2 separate regions of the Mus musculus genome follow, and region 2 is linked to region 1. Evidence: chromatin loops called from intact Hi-C (ENCODE). Cell type or tissue: heart. All regions are shown on one strand. Each heading gives the region's core, and the rest is flanking DNA. Links, peaks and the distances in the headings are about the cores only. Region 1 has its middle 16 kb from the start of Zfp146. Region 2 overlaps Zfp260 (zinc finger protein 260).

What was found. A loop is a pair of places that touch in the nucleus more often than their neighbours do. Peaks named below come from ENCODE experiments on the same cell type or tissue, not always from the same donor. Only the 100,000 strongest peaks of a DNase experiment are listed, where the experiment ranks them.
Region 2: it touches region 1 in a loop (6-fold over the local background); 12 of 42 quality-filtered maps call a loop at or near these places.

Annotation. Positions count from the first base shown.
Region 1 is chr7:30,150,032-30,158,368 of GRCm38, forward strand. It overlaps the pseudogene Gm10988. Among named protein-coding and RNA genes, the nearest start is that of Zfp146, 16 kb to the right of the region's middle. In heart, for the core only: a CTCF peak has its summit at 4,215 (motif pointing left); no DNase peak of the experiment used is centred there.
Region 2 is chr7:30,095,904-30,104,240 of GRCm38, forward strand. It overlaps Zfp260 (zinc finger protein 260), which reads left to right. Exons shown (of 3, transcript NM_011981.4): 2 at 3,625-3,819; 3 at 8,327-8,337. Among named protein-coding and RNA genes, the nearest start is that of Zfp260, 5.0 kb to the left of the region's middle. In heart, for the core only: no CTCF peak of the experiment used is centred there; a DNase peak (open chromatin) is centred at 3,628; H3K4me3 peaks cover 434 bases; H3K27ac peaks cover 233 bases.

The DNA.
Region 1 (8,337 bases), core at 272-8,271:
GCTGTGACGTGTCTAAACCTGACATCATCCTCAGACTGGAGAGAGGGGAAGAGCCATGGACATCGTTTGCAAGTCATGTCTCCTTAGCAAGTTTCTGACTTTAGACATAAGCCTGAAAGAGTCAGGCAACATCACATATCACTGACACGTTTTAAAGGTTCCTGCTTTTGAAATGACAATCTCACCCACAACACTGAAAACACAATTCTGAGCTGGACATGTTGAATGCAACTGGAGTGCTAGAATTTCAGGGTGAAACCACCCTACTCAACCAAGACGTATGAAAAACAATTTTTAGGTTTTTGTGTATTTATGTGTATGTATATTTTGCCTGCATGTATCTATGTGCACTACTGGTGTCTGGGGCCAGAAGAGGGTGTCAGATTCTTAGGAACTAGAGTATTGAACAGTTATGAGCCACCCTATGGATGCTGGGAACTTAACCTGGGTCCTCTGCAAGAACCCTGTCCAGTCCCCTGCACATTCCTTTCAGTAAGGAAGGATTGCTCTCCAGTCTATATTTTATGAAATAAAGATTTGCTGCTAAGCTTGGTGGCGTATGCCTATAATTCTAGTACTTGAGGAGCTGAACTGCAGGACTGCCATGCGTTTGAGGCCAGCCTGATCTACCTAGTGAGTACCAGAGTCAGAGCTACATAGTAATACTCTCAAAAAAAAGAAAAATATATCAAACAAGGGTGCTAGAGAGATGGCTTAGAAGTTAAGAACACTGGCTCTTCCTTAGAGAATCTGGGTTTCCTAGCTCCCACTTAGTGGTTCACAGGTAGTAACTACACTTCTAGGGGATCCAATACCATCCTCTCATGTTCTTAGGTACCAAGCACACATGTAGTGCACATACATACATGCAGGTAAAACACTGACATGAAATAAAATCATTTCTAATTTTAAACGTTCTAAGCAATTCAGGGCTAGCGTTGGCACATAACAAGTTTGAAGCAAGCCTGGACTATGTGAAATCCTGTTACATTTCAAAAACTGCTTGTAGTCATTGGAATGACTTTTCTAGTTGGTAATTAAACCCAAATTTTAAATAGAGCATGATAAAAAGAAATCGGTGTAGGCCTTTGTTGTTGTTGCCTGCTGTAGGTTATCTATTTTTATTTGTTTTGCTTTGTAACTTGGAAGGGGTTTGCTCTAGGTCTTCCCCATGTTAGACTTTTTATAATTTTTTTCTCTTGGAAATTCACTAGTTGTTATTCTTTCCTAGGAGAAAACTGGAAATCAAGAGAGTTTTTAACGAAATTCAAGGAACATGAAGAAAAATACTCAGATCATTTTTACATATTAACTATAGACAAAAGACAATGACTCTAGGGAGCAAGACTGTTAATTCCAAAGACCTACCTCCGAAGTATGACACTCATGGAAATATTTTAGAAAATGTTTCAGAATTAATCAACTGTAATCTAAACCCTGCAAGAAAGAGATTCAGCGAGTATGATTGCTGTGTGAAAACACCCCCAAATCCCATGCAAGATGCGGGACATCCTGACATCAAATCCCACACTCAGAGTGTGGAGTCCTGCAGTCAGGGGGACGCACTTGTGCAGCCTGAGGAGGCTGTAAGTGCAGCACAGTCATCCGAATGTCTGGTTGAGGAGACATCGTTTCTTAGAAAGGGGAGCTCAGTTACACTCAGTAGAGTGCATAGAGAGGAAAATCCATTTATATATAACAAAAAGCAAAGGGCATCAGATCCCGAAAAGCAACATACATGCACTGAATGTGGGAAAGCCTTCTGCAGGAAGTCAGTGTGGATTCTGCACGTGGCCATTCACACGGAGGAATCAGTGTGGAAGCGCATTTAGAAGGAAGTCATATCTCATTGACCATCAGAGAACTCACACTGGAGAAAAGCCCTTTGTTTGTACTGAGTGTGATAAGTCCTTTCGCCTAAAGACAGCCGTCACAGATCACCAGAGAACACACACAGGGGAAAAGTCCTACGGATGTCCACGGTCTAAGAATGCCTTCCGACTGAAATCACACCTTATTCGTCATCAGAGAACTCACACAGGAGAAAAACCGTATGGCTGTAATGACTGTGGCAAATCTTTCCGCCAAAAGACAACTCTGTCCCTCCATCAGAGAATTCATACAGGGGAGAAGCCCTACGTTTGTAAAGAATGTGGGAAATCTTTTCACCAGAAAGCGAACCTCACTGTCCACCAGAGGACTCACACAGGGGAGAAGCCCTATGTCTGTAACAAGTGTGGGAGAGCATTCTCCCAGAAGACAACACTTGCTCTTCACGAGAGGACTCATAATGAGGAGAAGCCCTATGTGTGTAATGAGTGTGGGAAGTCCTTCGCCAGAAGAGCACTCTTGTGGCACATCAGAGAACACACACAGGGGAGAAATCTTACGAATGTCCTCATTGTGGGAAGGCCTTTAGGATGAAGTCCTACCTCATTGATCATCACAGAACCCACACAGGAGAGAAACCATATGAATGTAGTGAGTGTGGGAAACCATTCAGCCAGAAAACAAACCTCAACCTGCACCAGAGGAGTCACACTGGGGAGAAACCGTATTTGTGTAGCGAGTGTGGGAAGGCCTTCCGCCAAAAGGCAACACTTCCTGTCCACCAGAAAATCCATACGGGGCAGAAGTCCCAAGAGTGTCCTCAGTGTGGGAAAGCTTTCAGCAGGAAGTCCTACCTCGTCCATCATCAAAGAACTCACACAGGAGAGAAGCCCTATCAATGCAATGAATGTGCAAAGTCCTTTTGCCAGAAGACAAATCTCATTGTTCATCAGAGAACTCACTCAGGTGAGAAGCCCTATGCATGTAATGACTGCGGCAAGTCCTTTAGTTATAAGAGGAACCTCGTTGTACATCAAAGGATTCATAGAGAAAATGTGGAAATACAATAAAAGAGGGATGTGAAGTCTTTACAATTATTGTAAACCTTTAATATCTAAAGAATAACATGCTTCCACACGTCATAACAGAGATTGAAGCTCCATACCACTGCTTCCTAGCATATGAAATAGTTACAGCCGTTGTTTTAGACTGTTCTGCCGACTTTGAAAACATTATTTAAAAATGCTTCCAACTGGACAGAGTAGCGCTTACTTAATGTCAGCCAGCACTTGGGTGGCAAAGTCAGGAGGGTCACAGTTACAGAGCAACTGACCTACGTACCATCTTTCAGCCCAGTTAGGGCTTTGTACATGAGAGAAACTTACTTAAAACAACAAAATGTAGGACCAAGTTACAAGTGGTTAGCAGTGTCCCTTTCCGTAAGGGAAGGAGAGTAAAGCGAAGGCTCACGGCGCTCTGCATCACTGAGAGACACTTGTTACTTTCCACGTGCAAGTGCATTCGCACACTTGTATGTTTTAAGCATGTTTTATCATACATCTTGCTTTCTAACATCATGCTTTTACATTTTAAACATGTCAGTGCATTTCTTTTAACATTCCACTTTAAGATATATTTCAATCTCTAATGGTAGAATTTTTTTTGGTTTGTTTTTGTTTTTGTTTTTTTGGGTTTTTTTTTTGTTTTTGTTGTTGTTGTTTTTGAGACAGGGCTTCTCTCTATAGTCCTGGCTGTCCTGGAACTCACTCTGTAGACCAGGCTGGCCTCGAACTCAAAAATCTGCCTGCCTCTGCCTCCCAAGTGGTGGGATTAAAGGCGTGTGCCACCATGCCCGGCGGAAATATTTTTTTAATGATATTGTCATAAAAATACCGCTATGCTCTCGTATATGTCTTTTGGTGATTGTATATTTGTATGTGTTTCTAATTATTTCATACCAAACACTGGAATTTTTCTTGCCAACATGTAGGTCTTTTTAATTATGGTACATTCTCGAGTGTATATCAGTCCTTTCCCAAAATGATTCTATTCTTAGAGCTAAATATAAATCAACGTGAAAAAACAAATCCACACAGAACTCTTTTTGTGTGTGTGGTGGTGGTGGTGGTGGGGAGACACACACACACACAAAAATCTCACTCAATGGTGCTGGCTGTCCTAGAATTCTCTTTAGACCAGGCTGGCATCAAACTCAGATCTGCCTGCCTCCCGACTGCTGGGAATAAAGGTATCTGCTGGGCTGGAGAGATGAGAGATGGATCACAGGTTAAGAGCACTGGCTGCTCTTTTAGAGGTCCTGAGTTTAATTCCCTGCAATCATGTAGTGGCTTACAACCATGTGTAATGAGATTTGGTGCCCTCTTCTGGCCTGTAGGCATGCATGCAGGCAGGACACTGTATACATAATAAATCTTTTTTTTTTTTTTAAAAAGAATATAGTGAGTGCCCTTATGCTTAGCTGGAAGCAGAACTCATTACCATCCATTCAACCTGATAATGTTCCATCCCAGCTCCCTCCCCACACCCCAGAAATGTACTGGCACTGGCACTGTCCAAAATGACACTGGGCTCAGCTCAGGCTGGACAGTAGAGAGATTTACTGAGGTGGGGTATATAAAAGACACCTTTCTTCCTACGTGAGGCAAATGAGGCACCTGGCTACATATCAAAGCCCTATGCTAATTTCCAGGCTGCGTCAGTCCCCTTTAACCTGTAGTTCCGGTACATGGTAAGGGCTCTTCCGGCTCTGAATTTCCAGACTGTTAGAGCTTTCAGCTTCTCCCTCCAACTCTGTAGCTCCTTGCTTTTCTCGAAAAACAGTAAGTCCCCACCCGCCCTGCCCCTTTAGTGTCTCCGCTCCGTGGCATCTTTGGGCATTCCCAAACACCTCTGGCTATTTTCACTCTACCCTGAGAGAGACATGGCAGTTTCATGTTTACAATAAATTTTGCTTCTTTATACCCATGGAGTGCTCCATTTCAGTGGCCTTACCATGCCTTCACTTGGAGGTAATACTTGTTGAAAATAAACTTCACAGGCAAGTCATGGTGGCACAAGCCTGAGGTTCCAAAATTTGAGGATGATGCAGAAGGTCCGCCATGAGTCCAGTTTGGACTACATAGTATCAAGGTTTTGAGGTCTAGCTCAAAAGAGGCTAGTTTTGTCTATGTAAATGCAATAAAAGTGGCAGTCATTAGCCATGGCTCAACACAACACAAAAAAAAATTCATATCAGAGAAAAATGCTATACAGCTCATTGTTTTAGGGCTGTTTTGTTTTGTTTTGTTTTTCAAGACAGGGTTTTTCTGTGTAGCCCTGGCTGTCCTGGAACTCACTTTGTAGAGCAGGCTGGCCTCGAACTCAGAAATCTGCCTGCCTCTGCCTCCCAAATTCTGAGATTAAAGGCATTCGCCACCACACCCAACTTTAGGGCTGTTTTTACAGCTCACTATAACTAGTAAGCAGAGTTCATGCTAGAGTAGGGTTTGTTAAATAAGGGCAGCAGGAGTTAAACCAGAGTGGTGCCTACTCTAGAGTTGAGATGGTTTTCATTTCCAAGCTCTTTGAAACACTGAGGCAAGAGGCTTACCAGCCTGAGCAGCCTAACAAGAGCCTGTCTTCACCTAAAAAGCAAAGTGGGGCTATGGATGCAGCTCAGTGCTTGAACACTTGCCCAGCATGTGCAAGGCCCTGAAGAGCCCAGACCACTGGGGTTTATTGGTTTTCTTTATTGTGTCTGAGTGTTCTGCTTGCATTATCTGTGTACTGTGTGTGTAGCACTCAAGGGCCACAAGGGGGTGTCATCACCTGAGACTGGAGTTACAAAAGGTCCTGAGCTGTCCTGTGGGTGCTGGAGCTCAAACCAAGGTCTCTGGAAGGTCAGTCAGTAAACTTCTGTGCTTCACTCCAGCCCACTTTCCATCTTAAAGACACTCCTGGGGGTGGGCGTGTTGCATGCTTGTGGGCAGACGCCGTGCAGCTCAGTTCTGTCCTCCCACTACACACCAGTTGGAAAACTTTGCTTGTCAGCGAATCTTTATTCACTGAACCTTCTCTAGCTTTGTTTACACATGCACACATACGTTCACTCCACTTATGAAAGCATACACTCACGCACACATACACACACGCACGCACTCACTCACAATACACATGAAAACAGCCAGGGGTTGGGGGGCAGGGACTGATGATAACTATTGATGCTGGCTATGAAGGTGTCATTTACTTCTAGAAGATAGCAGCCAGGCATGGTAGCTAGTGGCACACACATTTAATCCCAGCACTTGGGAGGCAGAGGCAGGTGGATCTCTAAGTTGGGTTCAAGACTTGCCTGGTCTACAGAGTGAGTTCCAGAGCAGCCAGGGCTATATAGAAAAACTGTCTCAAAAAATAAAACAAGAAAAAGCCAAAAAATGAAAAGGTGAAAAGATTTGCAGTATCATCTAGTTGTTTACAATCTCAAAAGCAAAATGTGTGTCAAAATTTAACAATGAAAACTGCCTTGCAGATTTACACTTCTAGTGAATTTAACCTTTTTATATAAATGAATTAAAAACAGGTCTTCAACATGAAAGCCAGCTTATGAGGACAAAGTTATGAATCATAACAGCTTTCCACATGAGACTGCAATTATGGCCAGCTGCACTAAGGTAAACCCTCTATGCATTTCAACACACCCGCTAAACAGTCCTGGGAACAGTGGAAAGATGGAACCTTGATCTTTTAAATTCGATACAAGAATGTGAAAGCAGCCAGGCAGTGGTGTCGCACGCCTTTAATCCCAGCACTTGGGAGGCAGAGGCAGGTAGATTTCTGAGTTCGAGGCCAGCCTGGTCTACAGAGTGAGCTCCAGGACAGCCTGGGCTACACAGAGAAACCCTGTCTCGAAAAACCAAAACCAAAACCAAAACCAACCAAACAAACAAACAGAAGAATGTAAAAGCATCGTAAGATTTTTGGGAAAACGATACTTTGGTATATTTGGTACTCTTGTTTGCAGTTGGTATTTATGTTATCTGCTAGTTTTCAAATATAATAGCTACAACCTGACAATTCTCATGTGTGCCTTCTTGTTTACCTGTATGAAAGGAATGTATGGGTGTGCACATTCTTTTGTGAGTGGATATAGACGCCTGATATCCCCAGGTGAATCATTCACTGGGGCCTGAGCTGAAGTCCTGCCATCTTGACCTCCCGAGTTGGGCTCAGAAGCATGTTCCTCCATGACCAGCTTTGTATATGGGTTCTGGGGGCCTGGACCCATGCGTGCACATCTAACCTTTACTCCCCAGGCCAAACCAGATACTGATATATTACGCTCCCAGATGGTATCAAATAGCCCACTAAATTTGTTTTTACAAATACTTTATCCAGTTATATGACTATCTGTAGCAGAATTTTCCTCTAATTAGTTGGATAATAAAGACAAGAAGCCAGTCACCGGGCAAGGAGAAGGTTGATCTTCTGGTCCAAGAGGAAGGAACAAACGCCCCCTTTTTGGATAGTGGGGCGGAAATGAAAGGAGGCACCATGTAGGCGGGGAACTGTTAGATCTGGTAGCAGAGTCTGCCACTGTTAGATTTCTAACATAGACTAGTTGATGAGTTTAGGATGACTGGGAATGTGACAGCAGGTGAACTGTGGGAAACTGGGTGGATAGCTGCTTGAGAATAGGCATGGGGGGGGGGCGGGACTTGAACCTGGTAATAGTGTGGGGTTGTTTTTTATTAATTATACGCTACAGGTATCTGTATGTAAATACATATATGCCAGTGTCTGCAAAGGTCCAAAGGTGGTCTTCGACTTCCCTGGAGCCATCATTAGAAGAGGTTGTGAGCTGCCCAATGTGGGTGCTGGGAACCAGCCTCCATCCAGTCTTCTGGAAGAGCCAAGTACTCTTAACCACTGAGCAATCCTATCACTCCATTTTCTCTACCAGCAACTGCACACTAGGATCCTGTTCAACAATTTAAAAGGAGTCTGTTACTATAAATCCAGCAAAAGGCCACTGTTGGGGAGGTCACAGGCCCTGATGGGAAAGCTACTACTGTTTTGTTAAATGGACAAGTGTTCGTCAAATACCCATATAGCTATCACCTTTGTCAGAGAAGCTTCTTTGTACCATATTTAGCGGTGATTTCAGAGACTTAATTGCTCAAAAATCTTAGACCAAATGTTGAATGCCTATAGCCACAAATGGACATGCAAAATTCAGGGAACATTGTGGAATTTGGGCCACAAAGAATCTGAGTTAAATTCCTACCCAATTCCATACTCTGCCCACCTCGTCCACAGATAATCAATAGTTGGCCAGAGAACCAGCGAGATGGCTTAGCAAGCACAAGTTCTGGGTGCTAAGCCAGAAGCTCTAAATTAATTCCCAGAGACCCATATAGTGGAAGAGAAGACCCAACTCCACAAAGTTGTCCTCTAATCTCTACAAGTCCTATGACATGCCACGTGTCCATACATATCATATGCACACGA
Region 2 (8,337 bases), core at 217-8,216, 54 kb before region 1:
GGACAGGGCTCGTGTGTGTGTGTGTGTGTGTGTGTGTGTGTTGCCTGAATATATGTGTACGTGGAACCTGCAGAGGCCAAAAGAAGACATTGGATCCCCTGGAACTGGAATTATAGACAGTTGTGAGCTGGCATGTGGGTACAGGGAGTTGAACTAGAGTCCTTTGGAAGAACAGCCAGTGTTCTTATCCACTGAGCAATCCCTTCAGCTCCAAATTAAGACTCCTAATTTGTCCAGATTTATCCATACCAAGTAGCTTTTGTTAACATACAGATTTTCTTCTGAGTAGTTTTTGGTCAGTCTTTAAAACATGACAAACAACAAAAAATGGTCTGCGTTCATAGTCCTGCTTGTCCTGGAACTCTCGAGATAGGCTTCCCAAGTGCTGGGACTAAAGGCATGCGCTGTTATAGCTGGCTCATCATCGTTTTGCTTTCATTTCTCCCTCCTTCCTTCCTTCCTTCCTTCCTTCCTTCCTTCCTTCCTTCCTTCCTTCCTTCCTTCTGAGTCAGGGTAGTCTCAGTGTGGCCCTAACTGTTTTGGAATTCGCTCTATAGATTAAGCTGCTCCAAACTAGGATGTTCCAACTGCGTCTGCCTCCTGAGTGCTGGGATTAAAGGTGTGCGCCACCTTGCCTAGCTTGTCACACATCTTTTTAAAACATGTTTTTCTTTTCTTTTTTCTTTTCTTTATTTTCTTTTTTTTTTTTTCCATTAAAGAATTTATTTTTAAGCCGGGCATGGTGGCACACACCTTTAATCCCAGCACTTGGGAGGCAGAGGCAGGCGAATTTCTGAGTTCGAAGCCAGCCTGGTTTACAGAGTGAGTTCCTGGACAGCCAGGACTACACAGAGAAACCCTGTCTTGAAAAAAAAATCCAAAAAAAAATTTTTTTTTAATAAATTCTTTTTTTTTTTTTTTTTTTTTTAAAGATTTATTTATTTATTATATGTAAGTACACTGTAGCTGTCTTCAGACACTCCAGAAGAGGGAGTCAGATCTTGTTACGGATGGTTGTGAGCCACCATGTGGTTGCTGGGATTTGAACTCTGGACCTTCGGAAGAGCAGTCGGGTGCTCTAACCCACTGAGCCATCTCACCAGCCCTTTTTTTAATAAATTCTAATCAAGAGTTATTTATGTGTATGTGAATGCTCGAAGGTTGTGGGCATGTTTATGAATGCCCTTGGAAGCCAGAAGAGGGCATTAGATCTCCTTGAGAGCAGTCCAGTGTGGCTGCTGGGAACCAAACTCCAGTCTTCTGGAAGAGCAAGCAGCAGTGCTCCTAACTGCTGAGCCATCTCTCCAGCCCCTTAACAATTGCAATAAAGTGAGATATTATTAAAGGGTCAACAATTTTGATAAGTAAGAAAAAATTTCAAATTAACAAGGAAGATACAACTTCTTTTAGTGTGTGTGTGTCTACATGTTCATGTGGGTATATGCATAAGCACTCGTGAGTGCACACATGCATGTGTGCATGAGTATGCACATGGGAGTCATAGGGCAGAGCACTTGTGAGTGCACACATGCGTGTGTGCATGAGTATGCACATGGGAGTCATAGGGCAGAGCACTTGTGAGTGCACACATGCGTGTGTGCATGAGTATGCACTTGGGAGTCTTATGGCAGAGCACTTGTGAGTGCACACATGCGTGTGTGCATGAGTATGCACTTGGGAGTCATAGGGCAGAGGTGGAGGTCAGGTGCCTTCCTCCATGACTCTCTACCTTACTGTTTGTGGCAGGCAGGGTCTCTCACTGAATGTGGAACCCCCTGAGTCCATGAGTGTCAGGGATCCACTGCCCTCTCCTCCATGAAGCTGTATGGCAGCGTGTGTGACTTGTTACATAGGTGCTGGGACCTCGATTCAGGACCCAGTGCCTTTACTAGCAGGCATCTCTCCACCCCCAGCTTGCTTTCGTTACCCTTCTGATAGCGATGTGCCTAGGACTGTGGGATTTTTTTCATCTCTAAGGACTTCTACTGCTAGGTTTCTCTAGGTTGCCCTGGCTGTCTGGAAACTTAATATATAGACCAGGCTGGCCTTGAACTCAGAGTGTGTGCAACCACGCTCAGCTGAGAGCATCAAACTTGTTATGTCCATTAGTGTCATACTGATTACTGATAGCTCCTTCTTGAAGGTGGCCTCCACCCGTTTCCCCTCTGTATTATCTGATCCGTAATTCACAGCACAGCACAGCACAGCACAGCTATAGCTTGTACATCTCCAAGTAAGAGAGTAAGCCTGCCCTTTCATTACTATACCCTGGAAATCAATTATTCTTTTTTTTTAAAGATTTATTTATTTATTTCATGCATATGAGTACACTGTTGCTATCTTCAGACACACCAGAAGAGGGCATTTATGAGTTTGAGGCCAGCCTGGTCTACAGAGTGAGTTCCAGGATAGCCAGGGCTACACAGAGAAACCCTGTCTCGAAAAACCAAAAAAAAAAACAAAAAAAAAAAAAAAAAAAAAAAAAAAAACACTCCTGGCTTCTCTCTCTCTCTCTCTCTCTCTCTCTCATGCGCACACGCACAGGCTGAACCTCACCACGTAGCTGAGAATGACCTTGCACTTCTGATCCTCCACTCTCCTGAGTGCCTGCCCATATCAGTTTATTTCTCTTTACATTGTGTGTGTGTGTTTACATGTGTGCATGTCTGTTTTTCAGTGTGTATACTTGTTCTTCATGTGTGTGAGCTTGTGTGGATGGGTGGGGTGCATGTGCACAGGAGTGTTCATGCATATGGATTGGCATGATGTGGAGGTCCTACATTGATGTCAGGAGTCACCATCATCCATCGATTTCCCACCTCACTTATTAAGACGGGGTCTCAGTCACACCCACAGCTCTTAGACAGTCTTGTGTTTCTAACCAACTGGCTCCCAAGATCCCTTCTCTGCCCTTTGAAGCTGGAATTACAGGCAAGCCATTATGCCCCCCTGACAGGTAGGGATTCTGGGAATCCAACACCCATCTTCACGTTTGCCGGCACAGGTACTTTAAGCACTGAGCCTTTCCCCGTCCCTCTATTTGCTTTTTTTTTTTTTTTTTGAGACAGGTAGCCAAGTCTGGCCTCAAACTCTCCATCCTCCTGCCTCAGTTTCCCAAGTTGCTACTATTAGAAACATGCTACCATACCTGACTTAAAATGTTGTTGAGGCTGGGCGGTGGTGGCACACGTCTTCAAGCACAAGTCTCGGGAGGTAGAGACAGGCAGATCTCTGAGTTCGAGGCCAGCCTGGTCTACAGAATGAGTTCCAGGACAGCCAGGCCACACAGAGAGACTGCCTCAGAAAATAGAACAAAACCCCCACCGTGGTTGACAGTAAAATGATAGGCAGCAGTTTGACTTCAGTTGGGAGCAAGGGCACCTTGATACCCACTCGGAAATCATGTTCAGATGGCCAGCTTGGGCAGACTCTGAAAATGGCGGTGTCATAGTTCCTCTGTATAACTTCATTTCTGAAAATAGAATACCATCTGTTACCCACATCTGAAGAACATTTTGATTTTAAGTAGAATTACGGGTTTAGTCTAAATGCCAAGTACAAGCGCTTGGCCCATCTGTTTTGTGCGCATGCGCGGACTGAGGCGCCTTTGTGTTGTCTGCACAGTCCCCCTTCCTGTGTACTCCCGAGACCGGAAGTTTCTCTACCCTCCAGAGCTCTCTTGAGTGCTGAGGCTTCGGTCTGACTTGCAGCCGCTGCAGAGATAACGCCTGAGTCCTGAATTGCTTTACCTATTGCAAGTTAAAAGTCTACAGTTCAAACAAAAACCCTGACTGTCTGAGAAGCAGCATCAATCTGCAGGTGAGTGAAACCTTTATGTAGTGTTCTCAGTGTCCTTACAGCTCCAGTGAGAGTTTGATGATGACGATTTATTATTATTATTATTATTATTTATTATTATTATTATTATTTGGGATCAGCTTGTCCCCATTTGGAGGGACAGTTGTTGAAAATTCCTTAGGTCAGTGAAATTTCCAGACTTCCTCCTGACTCCGTTTTCTTTTCCATCGCCTTCTGCAGGACTGGTTGCTCTTCTAACTTCTATGTTGGGTACCAGCCCCTCTGCTTCATTTGCCGACTTAATTTTAATAATTGATACAGTATCTAGTTCCAAGGGGATCCAGGACTCTAGTGCCCATAGGCATCTGCACTTGTGTGCAAATACACAAATATGTAAGATAGATAAAAAAAAAAAAACCCTTTACATCTGTACTGAACATATAGATTTTATTCCCTTATTATTACTCCCTGACCAATACAGTATGGCAACCCTTTGCCCAGGATTGCTACTGGGTATTATATGTAACCTAAAAATGATTCAGCCGTTTTAACTATATGAGAAGATATGCACAGATTGCTTGTCAGTATGCCATTTATACAAGCAGCTAAGCGCTAATAATCTAAGATACTCAAGGATGACTCTGTAGACTCTCTCCCTAACTATTCTTGCTCATTTCTTCCTTTCCTTTCTTTCGGGGGGTGGGGGTGGGGTGGTGTGTTTTGTTTTGTTATTTCAAAACAGGGTTTCTCTGGCTGTCCTGAAACTCAGAAACTCACTCTTTAGACCAGACTGGCCTCAAATTCCGAGATCTGCCTGTCTCTGCTGGGATTAACGGCCTTCTCCACCACACCTAGCTGCTCAGTCTTTTTGAACCCTGAATTACTCTACACTGGCAACCATATGCTACTTTTTTATTGTTGTTGAAACAGGCTTTCACTTTGTAGACTTGGGTGTCCTGGAACTCCCTATGTAAACCAGGCTGGCTTCTAAGCCACAGAGATACACCCAACTTTCTGCCTCTTGAGTACTGATCAAAGATATATCATACCACATTTGGCCACTTAAAACATACTTGTCCTTATCTGCCAGTGTTTATTAAAACTATTTTGCCTTTTTTTTTTTTTTTTTTTTTTTTTTTTCCTGAGACAGGATTTCTCTGTGTAGTCCTGGCTGCCCTGAAACTCACTCTGTAGACCAGGCTGGCCTCGAACTCACAGAGATCTGCCTACCTCTGCCTCCTGAGCCCTGGGATCAAAGGAGTACACCACCACCACCTTATTTTGCCTATTTTTGATTGCTCTATCTTAGAGCAGTTAACTTACTAATATGAAAGATGGAGAAATGCTATCCCCAGCACCAATACTGCCTGTGCTTTTGGTACAGCTTATATCACTGTATTAAAAAAAAAAGATTTGCTTATTTTATTTAATGTGCCTGACATGTGCACCTTTCAGGCCAGTGAGGTGGCTCGTTGGGTAAAGGCACTTGCCACAGAGCTCAGTGGCCTGGGTTTGATTTCTGAAACCTAGGTGGTAGGAGAAAAGAGACTCCTCCAAGTTGTCCTCTGACCTCCACACACAAACTGTGCATGTGTGCAAGCTCAGCACATATCACAACATTAGTATTGCCTTCTTGTTTTCTTTCCTTTTTACTTTTGCTAAAATGTTACAGTAATGTGCTTAATTAGCATAGCTTTTTTATGAATGGAGTTTCTTTGTATTTGAAGAGCCGGGTCTGGAAAGTGTCTTTATTCTGTTCAGTGGTTTCTCTTTTTTTATATCATGTTTCCTACAACCTACTCAATACTTTTTAGACTTCTTAGATCCTACTACTGCTCCACTAAATTTCCAGTCTTATTTTATATTCTTTTGTTTCTTCCATTCTTTCTACTTGTTTCTTGCCTTTTTTTTTTTTACCAATTTTGTTAAGTCTTTCTTTTTAAATACTAATTTTAATTATAATTATTGTACGTGTGTGTATGTGTGTGTGTGTGTGTGTGTGTGTGTGTATACAGGCATGCTTCCATGGTCTGTATGAAGATCAGAACACAAGGCTGTGGAGCCTTATTCCACATGGGTTCTGGGGTCAACCTTGAGACCAAGCATGAGAATAAAGCAGTTTACCAGTGGACGCACCTCATTTGCTCTTAATTTACTATCATTTTGAACACATAGAGCACTGTTTATGTCAAGATGCTATAAAACACATAATATATTTTATTTTAAAAATAGTATATTTAATTTTAGTTCTTTAGAATATTAGCGGTAGGACTGGAGAGATGGCTCAAAGGTTAAGAACATTAGCTGTTCTTCTAGAAGTCCTGAGTTCAATTCCCAGCAACCACATGGTGGCTCACAACCATCTGTAATGGGGTCTGGTGCTCTCTTCTGGTTGCAGGCATACATGCAGAAAGAAAACTGTGCACATAAATAAATAAATAAATATTTGGGCTTTTCTTAAAAAAGAATATTAGCTGTATTATTTGTTATTCAGTGGAAGGGGTTTGTCTTAGTTTTTGTTCTGTTGCTGTGATGTGTCATTATGACAAAGGCAACTCTTATAAATGAAAGAATTTATGGGGCCTGCTTATAGTTTCAGAGAGTTAGCTCATGATTCTCATGTCAGGGGCATGGTGGAAGCAGGAGGATACTCCTGATGCTGGAGCAGTGGCCTGGTGTGGGCAGCAGTGAGATGCCTCCTGGGACAAAGCCACACCTCCTAATCCCTCTCAAGTAGTGCTGCTCCCTCATGAGGGCCGTTCTTATTCAAACCACTACAGGATTAACTCTGAGATACCTTAAATGTGTGATCTTTCTCTCCCAGTCTCCCTACCTCACTCTCTCTACCTCACTCTCCCTACCTCACTCCCCCAAGTGCTGAGAATGCTTTCTCTTGACTACTTTCCAGTTCTTCCCAATGACAAGAGCTGCATCATGGGAATAGGGATGGAGCTCCCTGTGTGGGTTGTTTGCTGACCATGCACTTCCAAGCCCTGCCTTTACGCCCAGCACTGTGTACACCAGGCATGTTGATACAGGGCCAGTGGAGGTGGAATAGTGTTTTTGTAAGTCATTCACGGTTACACGATAATTCAAGGCCATCTTGGTTTACCCGAGACCCTCAAAAAACACATCTCAGCTGTGAAGAGCATGTATTGCTCTTCCATGGAATCTGAGTTCAGATCTCAGCATCCTCTTTGGGAGGCTTATGAAGCCCATGAGCCTCCAGAGGATCTGATGCCTCTGACCTCCGAAGGTATCTGCACTCATGTACACATGTGCGCATATGCGTGCAGAGACACGTTAAATCAACATTAAGTCTTTTTAAAAATTGAATAAACAAGAAAGAGAGTTGGGGTATCAGCTTCATTTACATTTGATTTACAAATATCTACTCTTCCCAAATTATAGAACTCTAGTTAGGATTTTTTGACAGGAGGTCTCAGACTGTAGCCCAGGCTACACGGAAGTTATCTCAAGCTAACATTGGACTCAGGCTGGCCTTTGAAGTTGTGGCAATCCTTCTGCCTTTGTCTTCCAAGTATTAACATTACACACATGACCTACTAGATTTTACTGCATAATCTTTTTGTTAAGTTCTATCAAAAGTTAATTTTGTCTCTACTTGGCACTCTTATTTGCAGGGTCTTTATCAATCTTTCTGTACCTTTAGTTTCTTAAATTAATTTTATCCACGAATGTTTAGTTTTCATAAGTATTTTTCCCACCCCAGTCCTTTTACTACTATTTTAATGGAATTTCAAGAAAACATAGATAAATATATTTTTTTAAAAATATTTTTTTCTCCCTTTCATCCTCAGCACTACCAGTATTGTGTGTTTGCCCTGGTTGTTGTCTAGATTTTTATGTTTTCTCTCTTTTTTTTTTTTTTTTTTTAAAGATTTACTTATAAGTACACTGTAGTTGTCTCCAGACACCAGAAGAGGGCATTGGATCCCATTACGGATGGTTGTGAGCCACCATGTGGTTGCTGGGAATTGAACTCAGGACCTTCAGAAGAGCAGTGAGTGCTCTTAACCTCCGAGCCATCTCTCTAGCCTTTATGTTTTCTCTTATATTCTGTACTGATGGTGTGTGCAAGCTACATTTAGAAGCACTTAACAGCACACACCTGGGAATGTTGCTGCATTTGAGCTTTCTTTTGTACCAAAAAAACTAGGCTTCAGTCATCTAGTTGTTTTTGTCTTTTGTTTTATTTTGTCTTGTTTGAAGGCAGAGTCTCATCTGTAGCCAGGCCAGCCTGTAATTCACTCTCTGATCCATTCATGTTAGTCCCATGCCTCAGTGTCTCAAGTTCTGGAATTATAAGTGTGACCTGCTGTCTGTGACTTAAACAGTCTTTTTTGAATAGCACATTTCTGCATTTTATTAGTATTTTGGGAGACTCCAAGGGTTGTTAAGGGTGTTAATGGTAGTGCAAGCTAGTTTATTGGATGCTTTCTACAGTCTAGACACCAACACTTTCACCCTTGTGGATTCTCTTTAATGACTTCTTGTTCTCTTTTAGAAGCGGCCTCT